Linked DNA regions of Mus musculus: region 1 is linked to region 2. Evidence: chromatin loops called from intact Hi-C (ENCODE). Cell type or tissue: left cerebral cortex. All regions are shown on one strand. Links, peaks and the distances in the headings refer to the core of each region. The heading gives the core; the rest is flanking DNA.

What was found. Peaks named below come from ENCODE experiments on the same cell type or tissue, not always from the same donor. Only the 100,000 strongest peaks of a DNase experiment are listed, where the experiment ranks them.
Region 1: it touches region 2 in a loop (4-fold over the local background); 14 of 42 quality-filtered maps call a loop at or near these places.

Annotation. Positions count from the first base shown.
Region 1 is chr3:114,029,458-114,037,468 of GRCm38, reverse strand. Col11a1 (collagen, type XI, alpha 1) reads right to left here and starts at 6,929. Exons shown (of 67, transcript NM_007729.3): 1 at 6,466-6,929. The coding sequence starts at 6,568. In left cerebral cortex, for the core only: a CTCF peak has its summit at 4,924 (motif pointing right); DNase peaks (open chromatin) are centred at 5,376, 5,988, 6,248, 6,621 and 1 more place; H3K4me3 peaks cover 2,105 bases; H3K27ac peaks cover 233 bases.
Region 2 is chr3:113,648,318-113,656,328 of GRCm38, reverse strand. No RefSeq gene overlaps it. Among named protein-coding and RNA genes, the nearest start is that of Rnpc3, 22 kb to the right of the region's middle. In left cerebral cortex, for the core only: a CTCF peak has its summit at 4,755 (motif pointing left); a DNase peak (open chromatin) is centred at 4,764.

The DNA of each region.
Region 1 (8,011 bases), core at 1,984-6,983, 380 kb before region 2:
GTCTGGACACACAGTTTCTCAATACACTAAATCATTTCAACAGTAACTTTAATTCTCAATGAAAATAAATCACCATCGACATTTCAAAGGAACCACGACAGCAGGCAGTAGGCTGTGCTGATCTGTTAGACTCTAGTCTAAGGAGACATGACAAACACCAGTTCTATTGTTTTCCTGCAGAGGCTAAAACCACCAGGTATGAAAATGCAGGAGAGTTCCTAAGAGCCTTGTCCAAGACTGCAACTAGGGCTCTTTTTGGCAGTCACTCTTTCAGGAAGTTGTATGTGAAATCACAGTGAGAAGCAAAGCCAACCAGCACATGCCATGGCGTCTAGGGTTCGCTCTCCGAAGCCCGGATGTCAGTTTACCAGTGAGACAGAGGAAGGAAGCCTCTACTGATATTCTATGAGCTCAGATTCTGTGAATAGGGACCTTCATGTGCTGAACAGTCCCGGGCCATTCAAGAGCAATTAAATTTGGTTAAAATAAGAAAGAAATGCTTTTTAAGGGGGTTGGGGGGAGAAAAGAAAAGAGTGGGGTTTGAGGGGATTGCATAAGTAGATCGCGCTAGGGCACTTTTACACAGGTTTGTTTAGTTCTCATTTGTCAAGCTGTATTTAAGCTGCTCTCTTACTCTGAAATCGGATAACCTTTCTTTTCTCTGAGTTCTTTCTGCTAAACTAATAGCACTGTCTCTAATTCCACAGCAGCAAGCAATGAGTTTGTTTTACCAGATAACAGTAGGCCTGGTGATCAGCCAATGTCCAAAGAACCATTAGCCAAGTCAGTAGTAAGCCAGAGACTGCAACTGATCGATAGATATTACTCTCTAAATCACTTTAGAATTGTCGTTTCATCTTCTCAGCAAGCTAAGCACTATTCATGTTATCCTGACACAACTGAAAATTAGAGAATATGTTTTAAAAAGAAACCTCTTACCCCAACAAATCAAACTATATTACTTTTGTGAAAGGAGAAGTGAATGTACTAGATGCATTCTAATAATATAGACATAATTTTAAATTAAAAGAAAAGCCATACATTTTTTTATTAAATTGCAAGTAAAATTAAAAGTTCCAGTTTAGGGAGGATACAGGAAATGGCCCAGAATATCACTTAAATAGACTGAAGTAAGAGAACTTAAGGAAGGTTGTGACAGTTAAAACATCTGTGTATGTGTCTCTCTCTTTACTAGAAAATAAAACTACTATAATTTGAAAATAATAGTAAAACAAAGCAAGCAAGCAAGCAAGGCAGGAGAAGGAAGGAAGGAGGGAGGAAAACAGAGAGGGAGGGAGGAAGTTGCCTCTTTCCACTTTAGCCTAGGTCACATTTCCTCAGTGTTAAATGAGGAAAGTAAAGGCAGAAATGCAGAGCGTGAATTCTTAGTGGTTACATCAACCACTCTTAATTACTTCTCCACAAATGACTGATAGGAGAAAGTGTGCTTTTGAGACAGTAAAATTCTGCCTTTGAATTACCTAAAAATAAATCATTCAAAATTATTTAGAGTTAAGAATAAGACGCATTAGGACAACCCTCATATACCTAAGTACTGTTAAATAATATTACAAGAACTCCTGATGACCATCGCATCGTAACTGCCTTAGGTTCCTAGGAACATTGATTTCTGAAAAAAAGGGACGACCCTCCATTCAGAAGACATAAAGATACTATTTCTTGAAATTAATGTTGCAGTAAAAAAATATATTCTTTTCTTACTTGCTAACAATTACTCGTATGATACCAGAAGTGCACAGTAGAGCAGACATCATGGCCAGCCATTCAGACAGAGTCCTTCCTTAATTAGCTACACAGTTATTTCCAATGTAACGGCTGTTTCTGTAATTTCAAATATTTTAGCAACGCAGAATAAAGACTTTTATTTGAATCTTAGCTACCATATTCTCTCATTTTTTTCCAAAGTCAACTATATATTTAGAAAATGTTTAACATGTATGAAAGTGCAACATCATTATTCTGACACATAAATAAAAGTCTTATAATGAATATGATATTTTTCATATGATTAGAATTGGTAGGAAAAAAGCAGAAATGACATATTCTCATATATATTACATATATATTACACACACATATATATGAGTATATGTGTGTAAGTATGTGTAGTAATATATACATGTATTGTGTTTGAAATTGAAATTGTGTTTTCTATTACTATTACTTTTATTACTATTGCTAAACACTATGTCTTCAACCAGCAATAAATGTACACAAAAATTTTTTAGAAATAGCTACCCTTTTTACTCCATTGCTGATAATCTGATGTTCAATTCACTTCCCTGGATGCACTAGAAATATGTGAATGATCAAATAATGAGACATTGACTTTCTCCAAACTTAGGAAAGTGAATTGCATGCATTCCACCTGATTTTCTAATACTATCATATCAAGTATATATCTTATATCTTGCTAATCAAAACCCCAGCACATCACATTAACTTGGCCATGGCCCCAAGTCTGAGATGTATATGAAAGAAAATGTGTATCAATATTATACAGTTTCATCTTACACACTCAGAAAATCTTTTACAATATTTAATGTTCCTTATGAGAAGGATTATTTGAAAAGCTCTGTTTTGTGCCTCCATTTCCTCTTGAGTAAAATGCAAAAGGACGACTGATTAGCATTTACTGCAAATTCGAGCCCTAGAACTCTCAGGAGAGAGATTTTATCTAAGCACTTTTTACTCCTTTAAATAAGTCAGCCTGTGAAAAAATACTCTTGAATTTCTTTTTTTAATAAACCATGATAAACAAACTAGAGTCTTAAAAAAAATAACATGAGTAAAATCTGTCTCAGGAAAAGATATTAGAAAATAAATTCCACCCGCCCAATACAAAACTCAGCGGTGTTTACCTTGTTGTGTTTTAAGAATAATTTAAACAGTGTTGCCCCCTTTATTTTAGTCACAAGTTCAGGATAATAAGGAATCAAAAAAATTAAACAGTAAACAGTCATGCTGCCTTTTTACATATATTTCTCATTTCTACTTAATCTTGTTTCAAACTGTTGTAAATTACACATTATGATACTAAACCAAATGGGCAGTAGATGAAAGAATCCTTGTTAACTAAATGAATACACAGCATCCTAACTGATCTTTGATATATAATCTATGCAAAAAAAAAAAAGGTTCTACCCATGAGCTCTTACATTTTATTAAAAGACACAATATTAATTATCCTACCAAGTACTACACTTATTAGCAAGAGCATGCCTGCTGTTTTAATTATTCTAATTAAAGAACTGCAGAGACAAGCCTGAGTTCTCACAGGTTGAATTAGCACACTCAGGAAGCCAGCACCATTTCACCTGCTGATCCCGGGCACTCTAAACAGCACTTCTGAGGCACTGGCTGCTCAGGGCTGGCAAGCCATTAAAATCCCTCTTAGAACTTATCAACTGTTTACAAGACACACTTGGCTTAACGGGTAAAGGTAGAAGGCCATTAGGACTGGGTTTTTTAGTTCAACTAGGTATGATTGGTCACTGTATTAAGCTTTAGCCAGGTACTGTGTGATTTCAAACTCACACAATAAAATATGTATTTGAACACAGGCATAACTCAGTCACTGTAAATTTCACATACATCCCAGGCCCTGTTTATAGTAAGTTCTGAACTAATTATGCACACACTTAATCCCTGAATTCCTGAGGTGAAGCATAGGCAAATATATCAAACATAAAACAGAAATTAATGTCAATGAATACTCATTAAATAACAGCATTTCTCAGCCTCTCTCTCTCTCTCTCCCACTCCCCCTCCATTCCTCCCTCCCCTGCCCCCCTCCCGCCGTGTGTGTGTGTGTGTGTGTGTGTGTGTGTGTGTGTGATTGTATGTGAAATCATAGTAGAGACTGTGTGTTGGAGACTTTCAAGTTACTTTAGATTCTCAAAGTCAAATAATATGTGAAGTCAACAGTCAACTTCATTAATCCATTCTCTTCAAAAAAAACTCCACAAAAACTTCTTGTATATATTGTTTTTAGAGTCTAATTTTATTATGAAAACATTATGAAACATTCTACAAAGTTTATAATAGTGTTTTAATTTTATATGAAAACCAGCCCATTTTAAATGTTCTTTTGTTTAAGTCACTGAAGCATACGTACACATCTTTGGGAAATCTATTAAGTCAGTATAATACTAGAATAAGATACCTGCTTTAGAAAGCCATGTTAATTTTACTCAGCCCTTTAGCTACATTCCTAAATGCTAGAGACAAAGTTAGTTTCTCCTTCTGTGGTGACTGGGGAGTTGAGAGGGTGTTTCTTTTTTAAGTATTTATTTACTATTATTTCTTTTATGAATTTTAATAGGTTTAAAGAATGAAGGTCTACAAGATTGAATTAATAAAACAGTAGTTTTCCACTATGTAGTGAGTACCTGCCAACTTCATTAAAATAAGCACCCAAATCTTGCCATGAAGTTATTTAATGACTTACACTATTTTCAAAATATTTCATTAGAAATAGCATGATCTGGTGCTTCACCTTTTCACATGCTCTTTAGTTTTATACAATAGGAAACATAATTTTGTGCAATGGATGTGATGTAGTACTGAGATATTTGCTGAAAGTGTTTCGGATGTGTTGTTAAGATTTCACATAGAAAATTAGAGCCTAAAACCATGGAAATCTGATTGACTTGAAATCCCAGTGTGGAAAAGCAAAAAAAATATCTCAAGGCAGAAAAGGCATTCAGGTCACCTGTGTAGGGTGATCACTGCAGAATGTCTCAGATTCTGTGCTTCTAAATGACTGTCACTAGGATATTCACGTCTACATGTGTATGTGGACAAGCTGGGGAGACAGCAATCTATTCTTCCTTAGGCAAGTAACATTTTTTTCAGTATCACTAAGTAATAGACTTTCCCTTGCTGAAGAAAACCAGCAGAGGGCAGAACTGCTGCCCAAACTGCCCAACCCAAAAGAGGACAGAATACCAAAAAGTAAACTGCCAATTTTTGAGGTAGTCTACTTTCAAAGATGCTTATATTTATCATTGAAACGAATCAACGTAAGTAGCCTCAATCATTGCAAAAAAAAAAAAAAATCGAATTGAGCCCCACTGTGGCCTAGGGTCACCAGAGCTCATCACAGAATGAATGAGAAGCCGCCTGTTCCTGGCGAGTGTGAAGCCCCTAAGAATCAGACCCTAGGGCTGCCCCCCTGAAGTGCTAACTCAATTTAGGGAACGCTCAGATATGTGCAACAAGACCAAAGGCCAGGCTCAGGTTTCTACGAAACCTGTGCTTTCAGAGTTGGGTTGGCATTTCCAACCCCATTCTCTCCTCTCCTCTCTATTCCCCGCTTCTCTCTGCAGTCCTGACAAAGCTTGTTTTCTACTGTGAATTGCTCAGGCTCACCAACTCAAAGGGCTTTCTCCTGCCAGCCGAGTCTACAGCACCTAAGGGACCGCTGCAGCCAGATGCCTTTTCGGGAAAGGGCGGGGGCGGGGGAGGGAGGAGGCAAGCGGAGGGAGGAGTGAAGTCGCTCTCCCTCCTCCGGTACTGACAGGGCTACAGTCAGCTACACAGGTCTGGCCATTCAATATTTGGTAGTGCCACGTAGGAACTTTTCCTTACCTTCCCCCTCCTATCCCAGGCCCCCTCCTCTTCCTCCCTATCCCTAGTCGTCTGCCCACCACCCCATTTGCTTGGAGACTTTCCTCGCCCTCCAAGAGAGTTGTAGGTCCAACCTGCAAGAATAAGCTGTTTGGAGGGGACAAGGGATGAGCGAGGATGAGGGTGTCACGGAGAGGAGGGGGGTAATCATCAGGAGAAACTGCCCCCCCCCCTTCTGCCCCGAGCACTCCTGAACTCCACTTTATCGTCTGGGAAATGTGTTCCTCTGAGAACATTTCAAAATGCCACACACAAAGTGCTCTCAATCTTCTAGCTTCATCCCCGCTGGTTTCTCTTATATCCTCCAAAGTAAAAACAGCCCGTTTTTCACTTCCTTGCAGACAAAGAAGTTTATCACAGTTCACTTTATACTCTTTCTCAGTATTTTCTCCTCAGGTCACCCTTCAAAAGATATCTCCTTTAGAACCCGAAGAAACCCAAAGATTGGTTCAAAGGACCGAGGACTCTGAGTAAAGACTGTTCTTGAAACAAAAGCTTTGTACCACTGCCTTCCTGTTCAAGGTAATTTTTTTTTTCTTTTTGCAAAGAAAATGAGAAGGGATGATGGGCTTTCTCAGCCTGCCCGGTGCCTGACAGATCTTTTAATCCTGCCACCTACCTCCTAGCCCATTACTGTCCCGCCTACATCCATCTCCCTGTCTCTCCAGTTTCCACACTTAACCCGGTAGCAACTACAATCTGGATTTTATTTAAAAGAAGTGGGGAGACGACAAGGGAGAAGAGCACACACAAAAAAGAAGAAAGCCGGGTGGCAATGTCCCACCTCCCCAAACTTTTTTTTTTCCTCCTTACCTCCTCTGACCTCTCTAGCTTGGAAGAGAAAAGTCAAGGCGAGGGTTGAGATGGTGAGATCCCAGATCCACCGTTTCGTTTTCCACCTGGACCAGGGCTCCATCTCCAAGCCCCACGCTCACGACTGTGAACCCACGAAATTGCCACTGCAGACCAACTTTGTCCCTTCCAAGGTGTCGCCTACGTTCGCTACACAGCCATCCGGAAGGGAAAGGGAGTAAAAAAAAAAAAAGTCAAAGGGCTCTAATTTTTTTTTTTCCAATTTGATGGTTTGCTTCCTTCCTGTCTCTCGCCCCCTCCTCTCCCTTTGGGGTGGCCCGCAGGAGACTGCGACCCCGGGACCCGTCCTACGCCTGACCCTGCCTTCAGACTGAGGGCAGATGAAGGGTTTCAAGAAAAAAAGCCGAAAGCACTGAGCACCCCTAAAGGCTTCATGCTGTGGGTGGGCTGGACAAGAGGCTCGCGCAGCCCCCTCCTCCGCCCACTCCTCCCGCCTCCTGTGTGCCCGAGAAACTGACAAGCCGACTGAAGGTCATACCCAATCACAGGCCTCCCCGCAGCCTTGAACCCGCCCAGTCTCTCCCTGGAGGATCCAGACTTCTGTGCAGGCCCAGCCCACCAGCCACCCTTCATCTTCCCTCTCCTTCCCCCCCTCCTCAAATCCCCTGAAAAGAAATGGGAGGGAGTTAGGCGGGACCAAAGCTGGACTCCTGCACTTTGGGAATGAAAGGAATTGCAGGACAGCCCCGCAGCACACGGGACGTTCGAGTAGCTTCTGTATTCAATAAAAACCAAGCACTCTGCTCGCACCAGTCCGGGAGCCCCCCCCCCCTTTCTTCGGAGGTGGGAGGGGAAAGAGGGGAGAAGACCAGCATGTTCACTGGCCCCACGGCTGGAGTCCTGGACTGGCAGCGGTAATTTTATCCATCTCCAAAAACCTTGCTTCCTAAGGCAGCCATGGAATCAGGAACCAGTGGGCTCTGTGCTGCCTGCATCCAAAAGTGTTTTACTAATATTTTTAAACTAGAGACTAACGAAGGTGGCATGAAGGAACTCTAAAGATCAAAATCCTCATCTTGTAGGCAAAATCTAGTTGGTGAGATGAAAGTTAAGCTTCTCAAATGTTCAAAGACTGCCCAGAGCTCACTGAGGGGCTTGTCTGCAAGAAAAGAGGAAAGACCAAGAACCCATAGCAGTAGAAACTAAGGGAATCAGTCACTTGCTTTTCCAGCAAATCCTGATACTGGATGAAAGGGAGAAGCAGGGAATAGAGAAGGACAGGAAAGCTGCCTGCAGAATTCTCCAACCAATCCAGTCAGTTTCTTTACTGGCCTGGCCTGGCCCTGAGCCTTGGGGCTGAAAACGTGGTCACTCCACTAGCAAAGTCTAACAAGAGGGAAGTGGTTCTAAGAAACCCATCTCCTCCTCAGTGTATCTCTTAAATCTATACATTTGATTCCCTGGTCAGTTTTCTGCATATTTGAATTCCTCCATCCTCCTGATTGGTCTTTTGTGTTTTAAATCATTTCTGAAACGTGTCTCTCCC
Region 2 (8,011 bases), core at 1,637-6,636:
TAAGGTCTTTTTCTACAGACAGAAAATCAATAAATGATCAAAGAAACTGCCATGCTCTATCAATGCACATCTTAAATCTCAGCACCCAAGAGGCAGATCTCTGAGTTTGAGACCAGCCTGGTCTACAGAGCAAGTTCCAAGACTGCCAGAGTTATACAGAGAAAACCTATCTCGAACATCCTTTCCCCAAACATACAAACACACAAAAAAAAGGTCCCTGAGACTATAAATGGCACTCTATTATGCTTGTAGACAGGAGGCAGGCATAACTGTCTCCTGAGAGGTTTCATCCAGTAGCTGATGGAAACATGCACAGACCCACAGACAATCAGGCAGAGCTCAGGAGTCTTTTTTTTTTTCCTTTTTTAATATTTTTATTAGGTATTTTCCTCATATACATTTCCAATGCTATCCCAAAAGTCCCCCATACCCTCCCACCCACTCCCCTACCCACCCATACCCACTTTTTGGCCCTAGCGTTCCCCTGTACTAGGGCATATAAAGTTTGCAAGTCCAATGGGCCTCTCTTTCCAGTGATGGCCGACTAGGCCATCTTCTGATACATATGCAGCTAGAGACACGAGCTCTGGGATACTGGTTAGTTCATATTGTTGTTCAACCTATAGGGTTGCAGACCCCTTCAGCTCCTTGGGTACTTTCTTTAGCTCCTCCATCCAATAGCTGACTGTGAGCATCCACTTCTGTGTTTGCTAGGCCCCGGCATAATCTCACAAGAGACAGCTATATCAGGGTCGTTTCAGCAAAATCTTGCTAGTGTATGCAATGGTGTCAGCGTTTGGAGGCTGATTATGGGATGGATCCCTGGATATGGCAGTCTCTACATGGTCCATCCTTTTGTCTCAAGCTCAGGAGTCTTGTGCAAGAGTTGAGGATAGGACTGAGCTACCTGGAGACACCCAGGACACCACAGGAAGACCGACAGAGTCAAATAATCTGGGCCCATGGGTGCTCACCTAGACTGGACCACCAACCAAAAACATGCAAGGCCTGGACCTAGGCCCCATACACATTTGTAGCAGATATGCAGCTTAGTCTTCTTGTTGGTCCTGTAACAAATGGAGAGGAGACTCTCTCTGCCTCCTGCCTGCCATTGGATCCCCTTCCATTAACTGGACGGCCTGGTGGGTGAGGATGCGCTTATTCCTGCTGTGACTTGATGTCCCAGAGCAGGGTGGTGCCTAAGAGAGGCGTCTCTTCTCCAAAAAGGGAAGGGAATAATGGCGGGAGGGATTTGTAAGGGTGGGAGTGGGAGGAGAGGAAGACTGGGGTGCTGCAACTGGGACATAAAGTAAATAAATTAATAAATTAATGGAAGAGAAATAAAAGGAAAAAGCAAAAAGAATGAAAGAAAGGAAGAAAAGAAAGAAAGAGACAGAAAAAAAGGAAGAAAGAAAGGAAGAGAAAAAGGAATAAAGCATTCCATTTAGGTATTGGTGAATATCTTAGTTAGGGTTTTACTGCTGTGAACAGACACGGTGACCAAGGCATGTCTTATAAAGGGCAACATTTAACTAGGCCTGGCTTACAGTTTCAGAGGTTCAGCCCATTATCCTCAAGGCAGGAAAATGACAGCATCCAGGCAGGCATGGTGCAGATGGAGCTGAGAGTTTTATGTCTTCATCTGAAGACTGCTAGCAGAATACTGGCTTCTAGGCAGCTAGGACGAGGGTCAGTTAGCCCATACCCACAGTGACACACCTATTTCAATAAGGCCACACCTACTCAAACAATGCCACACTCTCTAACAGTTCCACTCCCTGGGCGGAGAATTTACAAACCACCACAGTGAACAAATGAATTGCATTATTTACAGGATGATGGACACCTTCAGTGACTACACTATTTAAGAGGAAATGACTCTCTGCCTCCCAGCAACTGTTGGTTGCCTGTACATGCTCATGGAGGAGCAGAGAACTGTGAGCGCCTCTCTCCTAGAGGAAGTTAAAAACTCCTAGTTTCCTATAAGTTGGGGAGGGGCAGGATTCAGAGCTGTCTCCCAATCCTTGACAGAATGTTGATGGGCCCGATCTTTTTTCTTTATTTTAATTTAATTTTACGTTTAATTGATTTTTTACCCTCCATATTCCATTCCCCCCCCCCCCAAATACACCCTCGAACTGCTCCAGGTCCCACACCTCCACCCCATCCAACCCCGTCTCCATGTGGATGCTCCCACCCACCCCCATCCCACCTGACCTCTAAAGTTCCTGGGGCCTCCAGTCTCTTGAGGGTTAGGTGCATCATCTCTGAGTGAACACAGACCCAGAATTCCTCTACTGTATGTGTGTTGGAGGGAGAGGGGGTCTCATATCAGCTGGGGTATGATGTCTGTTTGGTGGTCCAGTGTTTGAAAGATCTCGGGGATCGAGATTAATTGAGACTGCTGGTTCTTCTATAGGGCCTCCCTTCTCCTCAGCTTCTTTCAGTCTTCCCTAATTCAACATCAGGGGTCAGCTGCTTCTGTCCATTCGTTGGGTGTAAATATCTGCATCTAACTCTTTCAGCTGCTTGTTGGGTCGTTTGGAGGGCTGTCATGATGGGTCCCTTTTTGTGAGCACTCCACAGCCTCAGTAATAGTGTCAGGCCTTGGGACTTCCCCTTGAGCTGGATCCCACTTTGGGCCTGTTGCTGGACCTTCTTTTCCTCAGGGTCCTCTCTATTTCCATCCCTGTAGTTCTTTCAGACAGGAAGAATTATGGGTCAGAGTTGTGACTCTGGGATGGCAACCCCATCCCTCACTTGATGTCCTGTTTTCCTGCTGGAGGTGGGCTCTAATAGTTTCATCTCCCTACAGTCGGGCATTTCATTTAAGGTCCCTCAATGGGCCCCATCTTATCTATTGTCTTCTTTAACTAATCAGTTACTGGGAGTTAATGAGAACAGTGGCTATAACATGTCTAGAGGGAAGAATTCTAAGACAAGAATTTTCTTCTAGTTTTCTAAAAATGTTACCAATGCTCATTCTAGTGAGTAACAAATAGTGTATCAGAACTCACAAGGTGAGGAGCAAAATCATATAAAAGGATGTCCCATGAATAGTGCTAAAAGTTCAAAAACAGGATGAATGGTAATATTCAAGTTTTACTAATATATCCAAATAATATGGGTAACAGGGTAGAAGGGATAATATTACATTGTTAAGAGCACTATCAATATTGGTAAAGTTTAATATGTATTTCTTCCATTTGTTGGGGAGTAGAGTTTCAACAGTGGGTACAAATTGCTTTCAGGAGAATAATAAAATATATTTTCAACTAGTAATTATTTTTAAGCCTTCAGTACTTAGGATGACTTAGTATTGGGTATTTGTGGGCTAGAACTGTAGCTGGAAAGTGAATTTGGATGACTCCCTCTCACTATGACTGCTCATCTCCCAAAGCCTCAAGTTGGATATAAGACAACTTTGTGAACCCTGGCAATATGAAAGGCAATATGGAAATAGGCTATGGCAGAGTAATAGAGAAGAAGTACAAGTAAGTGGGACATTTCAAATTCATACTATAAGCTTTCCCAAAAAAATCCCTGCCAATGAGTGTTTTCTTCCAATCTAATCTTTTAACTTGAGACAGTTTGTCCATATGTTTGAATTCTTCATCAACATTGGTAATGACAATATTCTAGCTATTTCTAGGAAAACATGAAGAAAAAAATCAATAGAAATAATTGAAAATTTTACATCCTCTGCATTTAAAGATTCTGTATAGAATTATGCAATAATTATACTTCTGTCTAAGAAGAGGCACTGTAATTTCAATGTTTCTGCAACCCACTAATTAACATGATACAACTTTAAGTTCCAAGGTGATGTCATTGAAACAGCCTATTCAGTCGCCCAGGTCCCAGAAATCTTCTCTGTCTTTCTGCCTCATGGTGAGAAAACACCATGTATACAACAGTAAAGAGTGCTTTACAAGACACTTGGGATAACTGGTGCCTTGATATTAGATTTCTCAGACTCAAGAACAGTGAAAATTAAATGCCTTTCATTTATAAGATATTTCGCACATGGTGTTTTTCTATAACACCCAGAATGAACTAAGACAGAAGGAAAACAATTTATTTTAGCTCATAATATGTCATATCCAGTAACTAAAAGTATGTTTAAAGTTAGTTTTTTAAGTCCATATGATTCAAAAGATAATTCAAAAAGTAATGTGAATATAATAATTCTAAATATTACTGTGATTAAATCTATTACTTCTGTCTTACAATATTATTGTTTATTTTTATATGTCCACAGTTCTAATGCATTTGATAAACTTAGTTTGCCAAACCATTTTCGGTTCTCTATACTTGATATATAAACTGATTTTAAATATTATATTATATATGAGATTAGACACATACTATAATGTAATGTAGTTCATGTGTCAGTCAAAACAAAATGTATTTTGGACAATTAATAAAGATTCTTAGTTTGACAGGATCCAGAAATGTTAAATGTTCTTTCAAAATATTTTTGTTTTGTAAAAGATATGTGTTAATATAGCAACAAGAGGTTAAAGAAGATGATAAAAATACAACTATGCAAAAAGAAGAGCTTGTCTGTAAGATGCAGGACAAAGTGGAATGATAAAGAATAGATCATAAGCAATTGCCGTTGCACAATTAAAGTGTCCCCTTTCTGTAATTTTAACAGTCAAAAACCACATATTCAACATTTATCCCTAATGGAAGCCATGCTTAATTTATGAAAGTTTAAAGCCGGCGATTTTGTTGCCTAGACAAGATTGCCATCTAGTGCCAAAGAAGTGCACACACAGACTATGGATTTAACCACCATCTCACACCAGTCAGAATGGCTTAAATCAAAAAACTCAGATGACAGCAGATGCTGGTGAAGATGTGGAGAAAGAGGAACACTCCTCCATTGCTAGTGGGATTTTAAGCTGGTACAACCACTGTGGAAATCAGTTTGGCAGTTCCTCAGAGAACTGGACATAGTATTACCTGAGGACCCATCTATACCATTCCTGGGCATATACCCAAAAATGCTCCAACATATAACAAGGACACATGCTCCACAATGTTCATAGCAGCCTTATTTATAAAGCCAGAAGTTGGAAAGATCCCAGATGTCCCTCAACAGAGGAATGGATACAGAAAATATGGTACATTTACACAATAGAGCTATTAACTCAGCTATTAAAAACAATGACTTCATGAAAATCTTAGGCCAGCGGATGGAACTAGATAATATCATCCTGAGTGAGGTAACCCAGTCACAAAAGAAGACACATGGTATGCACTCACTGATAAGTGGATATTATCCCAGAAACTTAGAATATCCAAGATACAATTTGCAAAACACATGAAACTCAAAGTGAAGCTCAAAGAAGGAAGACCAAAGTGTGTGTGCTACATACAGTCCTTATTAGAAAGGGGTACAAAATACTCATTGGAGCAAATATGGAGACAAAATTTGGAGTAGGGACTGAAGCAACAGCCATCCAGAGACTGCCCCGCCTGGGGATCCATCCCATATACAGTCACCAAACCCAGACACTATTGTTGATGCCAAGAAGTGCATGCTGACAGGAGCCTGATATAGCTGTCTCCTGAGAGTCTTTGCCAGAGCCTGACAAATACAGAGGTAGATGCTTGTAGCCAACCATTGAGCTGCTCATGGGGTCCCAGTGGAGGAGTTAGAGAAAGGACCGAAGGAGCTGAAGGGGTTTGCAACTCCATAGAAAGAACAATAATATCAACCAACCAGACACCCCAGAGATTCCAGGGACTAAACCACCAACCAAGGAGTACACATGAAGGACCCATGGCCCCAGCTGCATAGGTAGCAGAGGATGGCCTTGTTGGGCATCAATGGGAGAAAAGACCTTTTGTCCCCTGAGGCATTGGGATACCCCAGTGTAGGGGAATTCGAGGGTGCAGAGGCAGAAGTGGGTGAATGTGGAACACCCTCACAGAAGCAGGGGAGGATGGACAGGATAGGGGATTTCCAGGGGTGGTTTGGGAAAGGGAAAAACATTTGAAATGTAAATAAAAAAAATATCCAATAAAAAAAGATTTAAAAAAAAAACTAATAGTAAAATGATTAACGATTGAAGGAAAACAAAACAAGCAGAATTCAAACTAGGCCCTCAAGAGGAAAGTTATCCAGATACATAAAAAATCAGCAAAACGGATGAGAATATTAACATGGAAGAAAAACCTGGAAGATGGAGGAAAATCTCAGGAAGGAAACAAATTTTGAGGAGAAAAAAAAGAATGCTGTATGTGAAATATTATTCAGTCAGTCCCCAGAAGCCTTGAGATCTGCCCCATGCCCTCTGTGCTCCATCTTCCAGTCCATGCCTTTAACTACCCAGAGACCTGCTGAGAGCCTTACCCCAATTCCCTGCCTGCCTGCCCATCTTGGCAAACCTCCCAGCAAGCTCCAACCTGCCCCCTCTGCACTTCATTTCCCATTCCACAAGTCCACATGCATCCCTGGAGACCTGCTGCTGCCCAGAACAGAGGCCTGTAACCATCAGGGACCACCAATTCTACCCACATTCCTGGAGGCCTACCCCACCCCCTGCAACTCCCCAGGACAACCAGCAGCCTGGGACCATCAGGGTCTGGCAGCTCTGCCTGCATCCCTGAAAGCCCACTGCCATCAGGGACAATAAGCTCTATCTGCAATCCCAAAGGCCTGCTGATTTTAGGGAGCACAAATGCTACCTTGAAGCCCCAGAGGGCTGCTCCCATCAAGGACTACCAGGCTTGCCAACATTAGGGACAAACAGACGGATAAAGGCCACTTAAGAGCAATAAACTTTGACTTCTTCTTTGCCAATTTGTATCCCCTTGATCTCTTTTTGTTGTCTTACTGCTCTGGCTAGAACTTCCTGTGCTACCTTGAATAGATAAGAAGAGAGTAACAATTCTTGTCTTGTCCTGGATTTTAGTGGGAGTGCTTCAAGTATCTCTCCATTTAATTTGATATTGGCTGTTGGTTTGCTATATATTGCTTTTATGATGTTTAAGTATGGGCCTTGAATTTCTGATCTCTCCAATACTTTTAACATGAAGGGGTATTGTATTTTTGTGAAATGCTTTTCCAGCATCTAAAGAGATGATCATGTGATTTTTTTCTTTGAGTTTGTTTATATAGTGGACTATGTTAATGGATTTTCCTATATTGAACCAAGTTTGCATCCTTGGGGTGAAGCTTACTTGATCATGGTGAATAATTGTTTTGATGTGTTCTTGGATTCGGTTTGCTAAAACTTTATTGAGTATTTTTGCATTGATTTTCAGAAGAGAAATGGCTTGAAGTACTCTTTCTTTGCTGGGTCTCTGTATGGTTTAGGTATCAGAGTAATTGTAGCATCATAGAGTGAGGTAGGTAGTGTTCCTTGTGTTTCTATTTTATGGAATAGTTTGATGAGTGTTAGTATTAGCTCTTCTTTGAAGATCTGGTAGAATTCTGCACTAAATCCATCTGGCCTTGGTTTTGTTTTGTTTTGTTTTTTTTTTTTGTTTTTTTTTTTTGTTTTGTTTTGTTTTTTTTTGATTGGGAGGTTTTTTATGACTACTTGTATTTCCTTAGGGGATATGGGCCTATTTAGATGTTTATCTGCTCTTGGTTTAACTTTTGTACATGGTATCTGTCTAGAAAATTGTTTGTTTCATCCAGGTTTTCAGTTTTGTTTTGTTGATTATAGCTTTTGTTGTAGGATCTGAAGATTTTTTGAATTTCCTCAGTTTCTGTTGTTATGCCTCCCATTTCATTTCTAATTTTGTTAATTTGGATACTGTCTCCATGCCCTCTGATTAGTCTGGCTAAGGGTATTTCTATCTTGTTGATTTTCTATTAAAAAAAAAAAAAACAGCTCCTGGTTTTGTTGACTCTTTGTATCTATTAGGTTGCTTTCAGCTCTGAGTTTGGTTATTTCTACTCCTCTTGGGTGTGTTTGCTTTCTTGTTGTTGTTGTTGTTCTAGGGCTTTCAAGTGTGCTGTTAACTTGTTAGTGTAGGATCTCTCCAA